2 separate regions of the Mus musculus genome follow, and region 2 is linked to region 1. Evidence: chromatin loops called from intact Hi-C (ENCODE). Cell type or tissue: left cerebral cortex. All regions are shown on one strand.

The links. A loop is a pair of places that touch in the nucleus more often than their neighbours do. Peaks named below come from ENCODE experiments on the same cell type or tissue, not always from the same donor. Only the 100,000 strongest peaks of a DNase experiment are listed, where the experiment ranks them.
Region 2: a loop joins it to region 1, with 3.0 times the contacts of the local background. A loop is called at or near these places in 4 of 42 quality-filtered maps.

What each region holds. Positions count from the first base shown.
Region 1 is chr8:36,180,767-36,188,766 of GRCm38, forward strand. It overlaps Gm35520 (a long non-coding RNA gene), which reads left to right and starts at 7,707. Exons shown (of 4, transcript XR_870363.2): 1 at 7,707-7,903. In left cerebral cortex, a CTCF peak has its summit at 3,619; DNase peaks (open chromatin) are centred at 3,489 and 7,838.
Region 2 is chr8:35,929,749-35,937,748 of GRCm38, forward strand. No RefSeq gene overlaps it. Among named protein-coding and RNA genes, the nearest start is that of 5430403N17Rik, 51 kb to the left of the region's middle. In left cerebral cortex, no CTCF peak of the experiment used is centred here; DNase peaks (open chromatin) are centred at 3,959, 4,228, 4,540 and 4,772; H3K27ac peaks cover 1,746 bases.

The DNA.
Region 1 (8,000 bases):
AAGCAAGCAGCTATTACTGCATGGCTTTCTCAAGCCACTCACAGAGGCTGATGCTGGCACAAAGGTAGTCTTGGCCAGCAGCTTTGATTGACAGTCTTTTTTATCAAGACATTAAGGGCAGCAAAGGAGAGTTCAACAGCTGATAGGGAGTCAAACTAGCCTATCCCCCATAGTCTTGCTTATTTACAGGAAGTGGGGCATCAGCCATACTTTTTTTGGGGGGGGGGAGGCTTTAAGACAGGGTTTCTCTGTGTAACCCTGGCTGTCCTGGAACTCACTCTGTAGACCATGTTGGCCTCAAACTCAGAAATCCCCCTGTCTCTACCTCCCAAGTGCTGGGATTAAAGGCATGTTCCACCACTGCCCAGTGACATCAGCCAAACTTATATTAAGAACACCAACGTCAATAGTAATTTTAATGGATTTTTAACGGGGCTTTCAAAGTGCTTAAACATGTGTCAATGAAGTATACCTGGATGGAAGATTCTTTCCAAGACAAGGTGCATATTAAATATCCTTACCTTGAGAGAAACTTCAGTGACTACCACAAACAGTCATCAGCGGACCCCATACCCATGTCCTGTGAGACCTAGAGCATCTTGTTAGGATTACTTGACTGCTTTGGTCTTCCTTCTCATTCTTTCTCTTTCTGTAGCCTGGACACGGTTAGCCTATTTTTACTAGGAAACAGCTTCTGGATGCAACAAAGATCTGACGGAAGCAAAATGGATCTTAGAAGACTCTTGTAGAACAAGTAGGAGATGGGCAGAAAACTGAGGCAACTTGCCTATAGAAAAGCCACAAAAGGCTGTCTTAGTTAGGCTTTCTATGGGTATGAAGAGACACCATGACAGTGGCAGCTTTTATAAAGGAAAACATTTCATTGGGGGCTCTGGGATGGTTTGTATATGCTTGACCTGGGGAGAGGCACTTAGAGGGTGTGGCCCTGTTGAAGTAGGTATGGCCTTGTTGGAGTAGGTATGCCACTGTGGGTGTGGGCTTTAACACCCTCATCCTAGCTGCCTGGAAGTCAGTATTCTGCTAGTAGCCTTCAGATGAAGATCTCCTCCACCATGCCTGACTGGATGCTGCCATGTTCCTGCCTCGATGATGATGGACTGAACCTCTGAACCTGTAAGCCAGCCCCAGTTGAATGTTGTTCTGTATAAGAGTTGCCTTGGTCATGCTGTCTGTTCACAGCAGTAAAACCCTAACTAAGACACTGGGTCTGACTTGAGCAAATGAAACCTCAAAGCCCATCCGAAGTGATACACTTCCTCCCATAAGGCCAGACTTCCTAACAGTGGTGCTTCCTGTGAGCCTCGGGGTGCCATTTTCATTCAAAACACCCCAGAGGTGTATAAAGACTTTCTTGGGCAGACCAACATGTTCTCTGTGCATACAGATAGCCAACCAGATCTAACATAGGCGAGACCCAAACTTTTTCATATGCCTAGAACCTGAGCATGGTGAGAATCCCACCTGAGAACCTGTCACAGCGCTGTTCCTCCTCGGTGACAAGCTTAGTTTGAACGAAGAAAGATCTTGCCTGGAAGAAAAGGCAAGGCGTGGCTCTCTCTGTGCTACTCATGGTTGTGGTGGGACTAGGGGAAAGTAGAAGAGATTCTGCGAAATGTTCTAACCACAAGGGTATCAAAAATAGAATGTTTGCTGTATGTGTGACTTGAAAACCACAGGTTGAAATTTGACGCTCTTAGCTGATAGGTTCCTTTGGGTGGTCTCGTTCCCAGGTTACTTGGAGATTGATCAGCCTCTAAATCCAACTTCCCTCCCAGGTAAGAAGGAAGACATAGGCCACTGAGCGGAAGATCCAGCAGAACCATGGCGGTAGCGTGTTGTACAGAGAGGTGGTAGATATTGGAGTTATGCCTAATCCATTTAAAGGGAAAGTACAGTGGTTTGGGAGGATGGCAGCGAAGGGGAGGCTATGAGTGCTGGCTGGATTGATTTAAGGAAGAGCCAAGTGAGAGCCCAGTGTGGTGTTGCATGCCTTTACAGTGAAAGGCAGGCTGACCTCTGTGGGCTTGATCTACACCGGGAGTTCGAGGTCAGCCAGGTCTACAGAGAAAGACAGAGAGAGGGAGAGAGAGAGAGAGAGGGGGAGAGAGAGAGAGAGAGAGGGAGAGAGAGAGAGAGAGACACAGACTCAGTGACTGGATATGTATTCTGTGAAGACAGAGTTGTTGGGAGTATACTGATGGTAACACAGAGAACCATGGAGACATCCCTGTCCCTGAGAAATATGGGGAACAGAGAAAAATCAGTCTAACAGTCTCGATATACTTGAAGGAATCCTGGCACATTGGAGTAGGAGAGGAACCTCTGAGTCCAGGGCTCTGCACATCTTGATTGATGGACAAAGCCTGCCCTTCCCATGATGCTTCCCTAGCTTAGCCCCACCTCCATACAAGAGTGAGGTCCTGCAGCCTCAGGGACACCTCTGGAGAACTTGGTTCTAGTTAAAGACAGCTAACTATCTTATATTGAGCGTGGAATGCCACTTCAGTCCTGGTCAGATAATTTCTTCTGTTAAACGAGAACATTTAGACCTGTACATGTTAGGTGATATTTAGAGCTTCTTCATCTTCAAATATCTGGAAGCTAAATTGCAAATTAAAAATACAGCCTTGGTCACTTAAATGATTTTGTACCAGAGTTTGAAGCTAGGGCATTACACATGCCAAGTAAATATTCTACCACCGATCTATACCTCCAAACCCATGTTAATCTTTTATTTTGAGGCAGTCTTGTTTGATATGAGTTCACTCTGTAGCCCAGGCAGGCCTTGACCTTGTGATCCTTCCTGCCTCTTGATCTCAAGATGTGTGATGACAGTTCTGTGGCACCAGGTCCAGGTAGAACGTTTTGAAAAGAAAATAGCTTTTGAGTTGTAACATTGTTAGGAAAAATGTTTAAAGTGGGGGGGGGGAGAGGAGGAAAGGGGAAGAGGGAGGGGGAAATGAGGAAGAGGGGGAGAGGGAGGGAGGGAGGGAGAGAGAGAGAAATATGGGGAGGAGGGAGGAAAGGGGAAGAGGGGGAGAGGGAGGGGGAAATGGGGAAGAAGGGGAGAGGGAGGGAGAGAAGAGAGAAGGGAGGGAGGGAGAAAGAGAGAGAGGGGGAGGGAGGAGAGAGGGGGGAGGGAGGGAGAGGGGGAGAGGGAGGGGGAGAGAGAGAGAGAGAGAGAGAGAGAGGCGCGGGTGGTGAGGTGTGTTCACTGTTTAGCCTTGACTGTCCTGTAACTCACTAGTAGACCAGACTGGCTTTGAACTAGGAGATCCACCTGCCTCTGCCTCCTGCCCACATGCTGGAATTAAATATGGGTGCCTCCATGCCCTGCCTTTGCCTGGACTTTTAAATATCTTAATCTCCATCACACACGGGATACACCACATTTCCTTTTCAACCCTGGCAGCAGTCTTTCTCACACTCCCTCGCATACTTGAGTCACCTGTGGGGGTTACAGAGCAGCTCTGACTCAGCAGACCAGGGCAGGGCTGGAGAGTCTCTGGCCCCACCAGGCAGAGTACGCATGCACCAGTCTGCGCCCACGCTCCTGCAGCCTGCTCGCTCTGCAGTGTCAGTAGACCTCTGGTGGCCACATTCGAAATGTGCATTGTTACACTCGATTTTTTTTTCTTTTTTCTTCTGAAAATATTAAATGCTATGTCTCCCCAAAGCCAGCAACTCTACCAGTCTTGTTATTGGCAAAGCAAACAGGGTTTGTTGATTTGAACTCTAACTACCACAGTATTGAAACAGCCAATGTAACATTAGTTTGGACTCTTGATTTAGGTTTTGGTGTCACTCCAGAGAGGCCACATAGCCAGTTAGTGATCATCAAAGAAGGGGCACGCTTAGTCTACATAAATATTAAAGTGAATGTACTTTCTATAAAAGAATACAGGAAAGCAGTCCAGTAGAAGGCTTTATGTGGAGTAATGAATGACTTAAAAGGGCCTTCTTTATTAGTATTGAAAAAGAAAACCTCAGTCTTTTAATTTGACTCACCTTCTCCTGCCAGGGGTTGCCTTAAGTTGTATTTCTTATTAGGTGTTCTCTAATTTAGCCCTTCTATGAAGCAGACTAACCTGCTCTTTAATTAGAAAAATCGAGAGCAGTTTTATAGTAATTTTAAATTTCTGGGTTTTTTTTTTTTTTGGCTAATTTCCATCTATGCTACTGAAACAGAAAACAGAAACGCTGTCCACAGTTCAGATGAGATGTGTCTATCAGCATCCGAGAGACTCCGTTTTAAGAAACACTGCATTTTTTTCCTGTTTTTCTTCTAGCTGCAAACATTTTTTTTTTAATTTCGAATGTCAATAGACATATTTCCTGGTCCTGCCATGTACTTAGATAAATGTTCCAGAAGCCAACTCAGTTTTTTTTTTCCCAAATAACCAGAAAATGACTATCACTCTAGAGTGGGAACATCTGGCCCAAGAATGTTCACGATCTCTTAGCCCCAGGGCAATCCAACTGAAAACTTGTAAATTAACATCAATCTTAACTTGACTTTGATGGAAACTTCTCGTTTTATGCTTGAGCCGACTCAGCAGAACACAGTCCCCTGCAGATGCCGGGCATCAGTGCATTTGCTCATAGAAACTTCCTTGAGTGGAGAAATGTCCAGTGCTCTTGCGTAGGGCACATCAAGTGAGATCCCAGGGTGCTTTGCGATTTTTGCTGACTTTTCATAATCTTAGTAAAGTGTGTTGCTAAGGTTTCAAAGACGGGTGCTAAAATGAGTTTTCTTTTTTAAATTAATTTATTGATTTGTTTATTTACATTCCACACACTGCCCTTCTCCCAGCCCCCCAGAGTCCCTCCCTCTATCCCACCTCCCCTTTGCCTCTGAGATGGTGCCCCCCCCCATATCTCCCTACTCTGATGCATCAAATCCCTGCAGGATTAGGCACATCCTCTCCCATGAGGCCAGACAAGGCAGCCCTCTGCTACGTATGTGCCTGGGGCTTTGGTCCAGCCAGCCCTTGTATGCTCTTTGGTGGATGGCTCAGTTAGAAGTTTTATATGCTTATTTAAAACTCCTTTTCAGCCTTATAAAATAACCTGGCACTTATGAGAACTGTCTGTACAGTCCAATTCAAATGTTTCTGGTTGGAATTACAGTAGGAAAGGTTTTTCTTAGCACAGGTTTAATGAGATACATAATAAATGGTTAGGTATAGCTATTTCTACATCCATAGAGTCTATAAAGTCACACATGCCTTTATATGAATCTGTGAATCAGGGATCTGCCTGTGGTCGGTGGATTTAACCAGACTTTACCTGGGAAGAAACCCTGAAGCCACTAGTTTATCCACACTAAGCCTTTCATTGTATAGCAAAATGTCTGCAGGACGGGCTACTGTGCCTACAGGCAGGGTTTGCTTAATGTTTGACTTTTTCATTACAATGTGATATAAGGAAGAACGGAGCCTCAATAGACGCCTTTCCAAATAAAGAGCTCTTTATAGTTAGTTAGACTGCACTTTAAATTTCAACTTAAGGCTGAAGATAAAAGTTGGATCTAGAATGTTTGTCCCGTGGTCGCTAAAGCCCTCTGCTTGACACCCTCCATTGGAAACAAAAGAGTTCTCTCTCTGATAATTCTAATCCCCCCTCCATTCATGTCTTTCATCTTGGGGAGTTCCATTGCGTGAAGGAGCCAACATAAAGGTAATTATCCAAGTGAATGTTCAAGACAGAGTTGAAAGTCGAAGCGCCCCTTGCCACGTCTTAGCCACGTCTTAGCGACACAGCAGAGATTCAGTATTAAAATAAAGACGTAGCTCACTACCAAAAGCATGCACTTCAGACAGAAATCTGAATACTCAGGCTTTCTCATATGTGTGATAGCACCCTAACAACACACATACACACACACACACACACACACAGTATGACAAGACACAGAAAACATTTGACATTTCTAAACATTTTGGAATCCATGAATTCAGACATTAATAAGGCCAGAGACATAAACCAGGCCCCTCTGAGACTGGGGTGGGGGAGATCTCTTCTTTCAGAAAGGAGTGGCTCACACCAGTCTGGGATTCTTACACCCCAAATATTAAACCTTGCACTTTGGTTTGTTATAGTTACTGATGTCTTTAAAAAAAATCAGAAATATATTTAATATACACCTTGCACCTAATGTGGGTTCTAGTAAATTCTCCCATGGCCTGGAATCACTTTCATCAGATTGCGGGTCCTCCTACTTGGAGCTCAGCAGTTTTCCCACGGTAGAGGGATGGGAGATGTGACTGTGGATTCTAGAATCGTCTCTGGGACGTAGCCCAGGTGCATACTCAGCCTGTGGTTTGGGTGGGGCAGAGAAATGAGGCATCAATTGCCGCGAGTTGGGCAATGTACAGACAGGCAAATACTGAAAGTCAAGTCCCCAAGGAATGCAGAGCCGCAGCCAGAATAAACATTGCAAAACTGGGTCAGCAACTCAGGGGCCCAAACAGAACACTAAGGTAAAGAGTCCAAATGGGTTAGCAAAACAACGAAGGGAATGGCTGAGCGATGCTCTCCACAAGGAGCCAGAGACAGCTCTCTGAGGTCAGCTGACTGCATTTAGAACTAATATAGATCCAGAGTAATGTCAGCCCCACCTATGACCCACAGGATCTCCCTAGATCCACCTGATAGAGCGCTCCCAGGAGGACCAGAGCTTGCATTTCTAAGGTAGAATGTTCCATTGTCACTGTGGACAAAAGTGACTGCAGCTATGGCTGGGTCCAGTGTCCCGGGTCAGGCAGTCACTGAAGAAATCGTGATCTGAGAAGGATGTTCTAGGTCAGTGGCTCTCAGCTTCCCTAATACCGTGACCCTTTGATACAGTTCCTCATGTTGTGGTGACCCCCAACCATAAAACTATTTTCATTGCTACTTCATAACTATAATTTTGCTACTGTTATGCATCATAATGTACATAAATATCTGATATGAATATCTGATATGTAGGACATCTAGTATGCCACCCCTGAAGGGATTGCGACCCATAGGTTGCTGGTGCAGATAGTTTTCAGAGGATAAAGATAGAAGGAGAAAGGTTACAGAGTCTACATAAAGGACTCCGGTGGTCTTCTGATTTCTTAAAGTTTAGGTCTTCAAGCATATTAAGGAAATGCTAGCATCTTCCCCTGGGATGTCCTCCTTGAGGAACTGACAGCCATTAACTCACGTTTTTTGTTTTTTGTTTTTTTTTTCTTGACAATCGACTACAGTTATGTCTAAGTGCCAGTCAACTGCAAGTCTATTATAGAATGGACTGTCCTTGGGGAAAGCGTGCAGTGGTACAGTGTAGTGTTCGAGCTGGCATTGAGGGGATACATTAGGTATTTGGATTCTCCACTGAACTACGGAAGTTTCCTGAATTACCCTCGTACTGACTGTACTAATGTCGATCGATGACTTGGTTAGCTAAGTAAACTGCAGACATTAGCCCTGGGCATGCAGTTTTTGAGTGTGCCCTACTCTCTGTCAGCACCGTGTGGTCCCACCCCTACCCCCCACCCCACCCCCGCTGCTGCCACCTCCCCCCGCCACGCCCCTCCCATCCCGCCCCCCCCCCCCGAAGTTAAACACCCACCCGAGAACTCAGCCGGTCAGGGTGGGCTTGATTTCTCTGATGCCCTTCTCATTCCTTGTTGTCATTCCCCCCCCCCCCAGGAATAAGCACCTGACCCAGTGAGGGGACACGGGCCAGAGCTCTGGGGTGTTCCATCATCCCCAAGAGACATATGAGGAGTAGGAGGTTGCTTTGGTGCAGCTGCTTTGTGACATCATTGCAAATTGAAACCTACTCAAGGAAGTGCAGCGGCCCAGAAAACTGAGAGAAGCAACCAGGGCAAAGACAGAGCTGGCTCAGTGGGTAAGAGCTAAAGGCACAAGTTCAATTCCCAGGATCCGCGGGTGGTTTACAACCACTTGTTAGTCCAGAGCCACAGGGATCTGACCTTCCTGCCCTC
Region 2 (8,000 bases), 250 kb before region 1:
TGTCAGCAACAGAATCCAGTAACAAACATCCCAGACTCACTGTGAAACCCAGGCAGACCTTGCCCAGAACTCAATGTTTCTCCATGCCAATCCTACCATTTGACATCATGGAACAACCTCAGGAACCCTTATCCCACTGCAGAAACGAACAATATTTTTTTTCTACTCTCTTCCACAATTAAAGATGGATCCAGGGTCAGAGGAAACAGAAAGGAGAACTAGAATTAGGCTCCAAAATACTCATACTTAAATATGTAATTTATATTATATTATATATTATAAATTAAATATTATGTATTATATAATATATTATATATAAATATGTATATGTACTATGCATGTAAGCTTTATAATGCCAAAGGAAAGGGTGAACCATTAGAGTTCAAACCTAGGAATCCAAGATCATTGGTGTAGTGTTCCTTCTGATTAGCTCATAAATCTGACTAAGCCTTCGTGACCAGGATGACCTCAATTTGGGCATCTCTGAGATCCAAGATTTCAAAGGTTTGTTCCAGGAGTTGCCCTCTGACTTTTGTACAATACTTGGGAATTACTTTAACCTCTTTGTGAACCTGTCCCATCTCTAAAGGGAGGTAATAGACTTGCCTTCATGCAACACTTTTGAAAAAGCTGTAAGACACCCGGAAGGGAGGCACGCTTTGGTTTAGAGAACTAATTCATCCTTTGTCCTTTCACCAGTGTTTAGATAACTGGCTGAGATAAACAATGCTGTTGAGTCCCCTTGAGTGGGTGCTTAGTCGTTTTCAGTTAAACAAGACATAAGTATTCCAAGAATGTGTTCCCTGTACTTCTGAAAACCTTTCTTCCTTGTTGGGATGTCTCAGATGACACCTAATAGGGAAGACTGCCCTTGGGACTGAAACTTGGAACCACCCACAAATTTAATTATTCTCTCTCAAATGTACGAGGAGCTTTTCTCCTCTGCATGCTTCTGGCATGATATAGAGTTCTTTCTGGCTCCTGAGATCTGTATCCATCAGTGTCTGGTGACCTCTGATGCTACAGTGGGCTCTGTGGGTGGTTCTACCTGCCACCTATGACTCCACTTTGAACACCTTTTCTAGTTTCATTTCTGTTGCTGGGATGAAATACCTAGACAAAAGCAACTTAGGGGAGAAGAAGGTTTCTTTTGACTTACAACTCCAAATGGTAGTCCATCATTGGGGAAATAGAGGCAGGAGCTTGAGCGGCTAGTCATACGACATCCATAGTCAAGAGCAAAAAGAGAATACACCCACTCATGCTGGCTTGTTTACTCTTTGCTAGCTTTCTCTTTTCTTATATTGTTCAGAACCCCCTGTCTGGAGAATGGTGCCACCCACAGTGGTCTGCATCCTCATATGTCAATAAGCTATCAAGACAGCCTCAGACATACCCACAATCAAGGCTGGTCTAGGTAATTCCTCATTAAGAATCTCCTCCCAGCCGGGCGTGGTGGGGCACGCCTTTAATCCCAGCACTTGGAAGGCAGAGGCAGGTGAATTTCTGAGTTCGAGGCCAGCCTGGTCTACAGAATGAGTTCCAGGACAGCCAAGGCTACACAGAGAAACCCTGTCTTGAAAAAACAAGACAAAACAAAACAAAACAAAACAACAAAAAACAAAACAACAAAAAACAAAAAACAAAAAAACAAACCTCCTCCTAGGAGATTGTGTCAAGCTGACATTAAAACTAACTAGAACAAGACTTTACAACTAATTTCATTTTAAAATAGTCTAACAGGGCTCGTCATTATCTTCCTTTTCCATCCTTTTATATTTTCATCTGTTTCAGGGAATTCTTAAAGGCTGATCATTCCCTTTCTTTCAACCGACATTTTCAACCAGTTGGGAAGTCATATAATATACGCGAAGATCCTGTTCTTCTTATCCCAACACCACTCTCCTATTTGCCCTTATCATCTCCCCTTTGAACTATTGCTGCTTACATTATACTGTATGCCAGGCTCTATCCTGGGAACTTAGGATATAAATAGTGACAAGATACACAGAAACCTCTGTCTTAAGTTTAATTCCAAGTGGATGGGAAAAGCCAATAATGAAAACATAACTAATACCTGAATTACACACACACACACACACACACACACACACACACACACACACACACACACAATCTCCATGTTACTGTGACCAAAATAACTAACAAAACTTTGAGTGGGAAAAGCACCATTTTAAGAGTGTCAATTTTTAAGCCAAGAAAAGGCTACTGAGTCAAATAGTATACACAATAGTGACCAGGAAGCAGAGAATAGGGTTTAGGCAAGATTTAGCTAAGGGTATGGCCCCAGTGACCTGCTTCCTTCAGCTAAATGTTGTCTCCTAATTTCCCTACCTTCCAATAGTGCCATCTTATTATAAATCCATCTAAACAGTTATTGGTCCTCTAAGTCAGAGTCCTCAGGATCCAATCATCTCTGGAAACACCCTCACAGACACAACCAGAGGTGGATTTCCCTCATCTCCTAGGCATGTATCAATTTGATCAGGTTGATGGTCATGGACAATTATCGATCTCAAATCATGGATGTTGGCAGAGACTATGATTTCGAACATGAGGGCTAGAATATACCTCTCGTTGAGAAGATAACACTCACAGAGGCACAGACACTTAGAACCGACCCCATGTCTTAGGAGGTTGAGGTGTGACAATCACCAATTCCAAGTTGCTGGTTTGCAGGTGCATTCAAGAAACATCAAGGAGAGAGAGAGAGAGAGAGAGAGAGAGAGAGAGAGAGAGAGAGAGAGAGAGAGAGAGAAGTTTCTGACGAGATAGCTTGACCCTGTCACCTGTCACTCTTTGCTTACAGCTCTCACACCAGGATCAGCTCCCTATCCCTACCCACTTTAGCCACAGTCCATTCATTTGGTACAGGAAGTCTTTCTTTCTACGATGTAGCCTATCTAGCTATCTTTCCATTGGCCTACGGGTGCTGCCCAGCAACCTACTGGATAATGGTTGTGCATCTTTGATAACGCTGGTTTAGTATTTATCTGTCTTTCTTGGACCATGCCCTGTTTCTTCTGACACCCCTTTCTCTGCTGATTGGCTCAGTGTCTAGTCTACCTTCGGTCTCTTCTCGAAGGTGAAGTAAATGTCTTCTATGCATGCCCAACTTCTCCCTCAGACGCTAGTCTAACCATCTTCAGACCATGCCCACCTGTGTCAACCTCTTCCTCCCACTTCAGGATTATCATGATAGTAAGATAATCAGTGTTGGTTGCTCCCATTGAAAAACCTAGGCTGTGTCTGCATAAATCTAAATTAAGTCCGGTGCCGGGTCCTCAGGTCTCCCCACTATAGCAATTAATATTGGAAAGTCAAATGAGGTTGGTGAGACTGGTAGCTACAGACCCTCTCAGTCTTTCTTCAGGTTTTCTGTAGATCTTCAGGTAATCCAGGCCCCATGCACACCTGCCGCCTCATGTTCTCTGAGGATTCTCATCTGTTTCACAGCCTTTTCTCTCCAGAACATAAGAAAACAGGAGCCCAAACTGGCCACAATGGTGCAAATCTGTAATCCCGGCATTGGGAGGCCTAGACAGGAGAACTGGCTTGTGCTTGTGGCCAGCCAGCAATACAGTATGACCTTGTCAAAGCACACCAGCATTTCATTAGGGGGATGCAGTTGACTGCCCTGTGCCAGGAGGTGACCAACGGACGAATGTCCTCGTGGTTAATGTAATGCCAGGTTTCCTTAGAGGACAAAGACTGATAGAAACAGATGGGGCCATTTTGTAAGCTTTCTATTCAAAGAAAATCAGAGAGAGAGAAGAGGCAGGGGGCTGAGAGGCGTATGCTAACAGAATGGAGCAGGTGTAAGAATTATGAAATAGCCTCTCAGAAGTAGAATTGCCCCCACAATGGAATAAAGCACCCCCCCATGCTGCATTACATTATCTGCTTAGCTGTCACATCAGGGGATCTGGGACCACAGCCAGGTGTAGCCAGGCACAGCCTGGGCAGCTGAACCATGCCAAGATAATTTGCTGAAAGACAATGGCATCCCAGCCAGCCAGTCCTGTGCCTGTGCTTAGGAGAGCCACAGTACTGTGCTACATCAGATTCAGCTTGGCAACCTCACGTTCTTCTGAGGGGCAAAGGGTGGGGGAGAGCCAGGGGAGAGGAGCTGCCAGGCGCAGTGGGCTGGGCTTTAAAACATCTCAAACGCCCGTGCCTTTCTATGTCTTTGGTAAATTTCCTTTCATTAGTGTTGTTAAACCTCAGACAGCCTGGAATCGTCTCCTTTCCAACTCAGCCATCTGTTCCCCTCTTGTCGACGATTGTGACCACACATTAAATAAGAAAAAGGCTTACTGTCAGAAAAAGGGTTTTCTTTAAAAAAAATACAATGGGGGAGAAAATACATGGAAATGAGCTTTTCAGAGGTGATCAATAGCAAGAGGTGGGGCTTTCTGAAGCAGGACCCAGGAACGTGCATTGGGAATTTCTTAGTGAATAGATAGAATAGTAAGCTTTTTGGCCAGCGTATTACGACACAGTAAATATGTATGGTTAAACTTCTTTTCTATACAAGGGACGGGGCTGGATGCTGCGCTGTTGTCTAAATATGAGGTGTCCCCCCAATTGCATTGTGGGTTGAACATTTGGTCTCAGTGCAAAGCTTAGAGATGGAGCTTTGGAGATGTGTTTGGACCATGGGGTTCCTGTCTTAATCAGTCCACTGATGGACTCACAGTTTGATCCCATTATTGGGAGGTGGTAGAAGCTAGGAATTGGAGGATAACAGTCACTGGAAGAATTCCACTGAAGGATCGATCTTATGCCCGCCCACACTGTTCTTCACTCTCTGCTTCCTGCTGGCTATAGAATAAGATTTGCTGTACCGTGTTCCCAGGGTGATGTTCTAGCTCCTAGCAGCAGTGGATCTAGCCACGGGCTGACACCTCCAAACCCTGGGCTAAAATGAGCCTTCCCTTCCTTCTTTGTTAGGAATAATCCTTAAATTTGTTAAAAGGTTCAGATTTTCTTTTATTTTTATGTGTATGCATGTGCTTGTTTGAGTTCTTATTGACCAAGCGTGTGCAAGTATATGGGGAGGGCACTGGATCCCCTAGGACTGGAGTCACAGGCAGTTGTAAATTGTCATGCGGGTGCTGGGAACTCTACCTCAGTCCTTTGCAAGAGCAGTTAGCACTCTTAAGTACCGAGACACCTCCTCAGCCCATGTTTCCAATAATTCTTTATAGTATGAAAAACATAACCAAAGAATTAAAAAATATTTAAGAATAGTGACTAGAGTCAGAGAAAGAAAATTATGAATCTACAGAGACAATAACTCATAAAATGGAAGGCATGGGACCACTGTAGCCTGGGAGTTCCAGAATCATTGTGAAAAAAAGGTCAATTTGAGGACTGGGGGATGAAAGGAGGGAAAGCCACATTAATAAGATCACAATGACCCACTGAGTGCAAACAACTGCCAAGTTCTTTCACATCCAGCTGGATCCCTTCCATGGTCTGGGCATCCTTCACCCCACAAACCAATTCAGTAAATCAATCTGCACATTTCACCTCAGCATAGAACTCACATTAGCTTTCTTTAACTTCTTTCTTCTTATAACGAAAGAGAATTTTTGTACAATTGCAACCATTAGCTGCATCTTGGACCAAGACTCTTAAGACCAGCCATTGTCTTCATGTGTCCCAGGTTCTAGTTGTCCTCTGTCTATCGTCTAGCTGGGTAACATTTTCCCTGTAGGAGGGCGTCCAGCTCTGAGCCTGGAATTCCAGATCTGAGAGATCCTGTGACCATGGTCTATCATTTTATGAGCACTCTTCTAATTATTAATGCAGCCTAATATTGCTTTAGTGCCCATGATGCACTGCAATAAGTAGCTAACTTGTGATATAACAACATAGTGAAGATGAGGATGATAATGATAATGATGAATCTCCACTTAAACTTCCCACTGAAACAACTGCCCATTGCCTGACTGCCCGTCACGGACTGGGGTGGGGACTCAGATGGGGAGGCAACGGCATTCTGATTAAGGAGAAGTAAAGGCACTCTTGATAGAGAGACTTTGAATTAGGTAGGGCTGTTCATCGACTGGGTGAAAACTGAATATCAAATGTATTTTGACAGAAGAGTGAGTTTAAGCAGTTTTGTGTGTGTGTGTGTGTGTGTGTGTGTGTGTGTGTGTGTATGTGTGTGTGTGTGATGGATTGAGAGCTGAACAGAACACAGAAACAGAGCCATGCACATTAAATATATGCTAAAGAATTCTGCTCTAGTAAATGGAACAAATATGAACTATCCAATATGTGGTGTTATTGAATTTGATTATCCATTTGGCGTTGTTTGAATCTGGGATTTGATGCCACCTATCTACCACTGTGTATCAAAATAGGTCTGGAATATACAATTATAAAGCAACTTGAGAATTCTCCTTTTAAAAGACCTAAGATCCAAAAGACAGAGCAAGATTCAGTAGTGTGTGCGTGTGCTTTTAATGAGTTCAGTTTTATTTTTTTCTGAGAAGAGCAGAGAGGAGGTGTTTGAGAACTCTGAAATGTGATTGAATAAACAAATGGCTGAATAACTAGATGCCAAAGGGCCAGTACTCGAAAAGATTTAGCTTTTGGGCTCCATGTGGGTGAGTAAGGACCAATGAAGAGGCCTTGAGAGGACCAGCCATAGGAGCCTCCATCCTGTGGACATGTGACAAGGGAAATTATTTTGGTTCCATGTACTGTCTAGTTCAGTGGTTCTCAACCTGTGGGTCATAACCTCTTTGTGTCAATTTGTAACAATGGAAACCGATCCTGAATGTCAGATATTTACATTACTATTCACAATAGTAGCAAAATTACAGTTATGAAGTAGCAATGGAAGTAAGTTTATGGTTGGGGGGTCACCACGGCATGAGGAACTGCACTCAAGGGTCACAGCGTTAGGAAGGTAGAGAGCCACTGCTCTAGTTCCTTATTTTTCTGTCTAGTTCTCAGCTATGACAATATAGATGCAAGTCACCTGAGAAGCAGTCCGAAGAGGACATGCAAGGGAAGAGGGAAGAAGGCACAAAGCAGAGCCACAGGTGGAACAGGAAACAAGTTCATAATGCACGTGTATGAAAATATCACGTTGAAATCTGTTATTTTGTATAATCGATGCATGCTGATCTAAAACTGATCCTAATTCCAAACAGAGGCAAATGGTGAAGAGGCTTATCAACGAACGGGGACAAGGACAGAACCATGGGGTCCAATCACATAAACAGTCTTAATCAGTTGTGACGTGTTCCATCATGGCTCTGCTCTCTTTCCCTGTCTGAAGTATCATCTGACTCAGCTTTGGTTCTTTAGCTAAAAAAAAAATCCCCTCACTCACCTTGAGACACAAGATCTCAGTCTATCCTATAAAATGCTTAATCTTGAGACATAAGCATCAATGTGAGTTCATTTTAAACCTGGCTTCCTCCACTGGGACCCACTGGGAACAAGCTGGTTACCGTGGTGTGGGAAAAGGACAGCGCCCCTCCCTACAGCTCATCACACGTGATGCTGGGAAGGAAAATCCAGGGAGGAAGACTCTGGAATGTTCTTGCCCAATGGCTATTGGTATTAATTATATGGCTCGCCATCTCTGTATTTAAAACTCACTTTCTCATGGAGACTTTATGTGCTCTTTGGTGACCTTCCTGCTATGCCTCTCTGATAGTCATTCCTGCATTGTGATTGTAAAGGTTTGTCTTGGTTGTCTACTTGACTGGGTTATTAGTTGTCTGGGACTAGAAAACGGTCTTTGGTGTGACTGACATGTGGGCCAGTGATGAGAGAAAAAAGACCTAAGTATGGGTGGTATCATCCAGTGGACCCAAATATTGGTGAAAGACATTCATGGTGAGAAGGAAGCATGTAAGGCCCTTTTCTTTCTGAGTGTGGTGTGTGTGTGTGTGTGTGTGTGTGTGTGTGTGTGTGTGTGTGTGTGTTGACATCCTCATCAGCTGTCATCT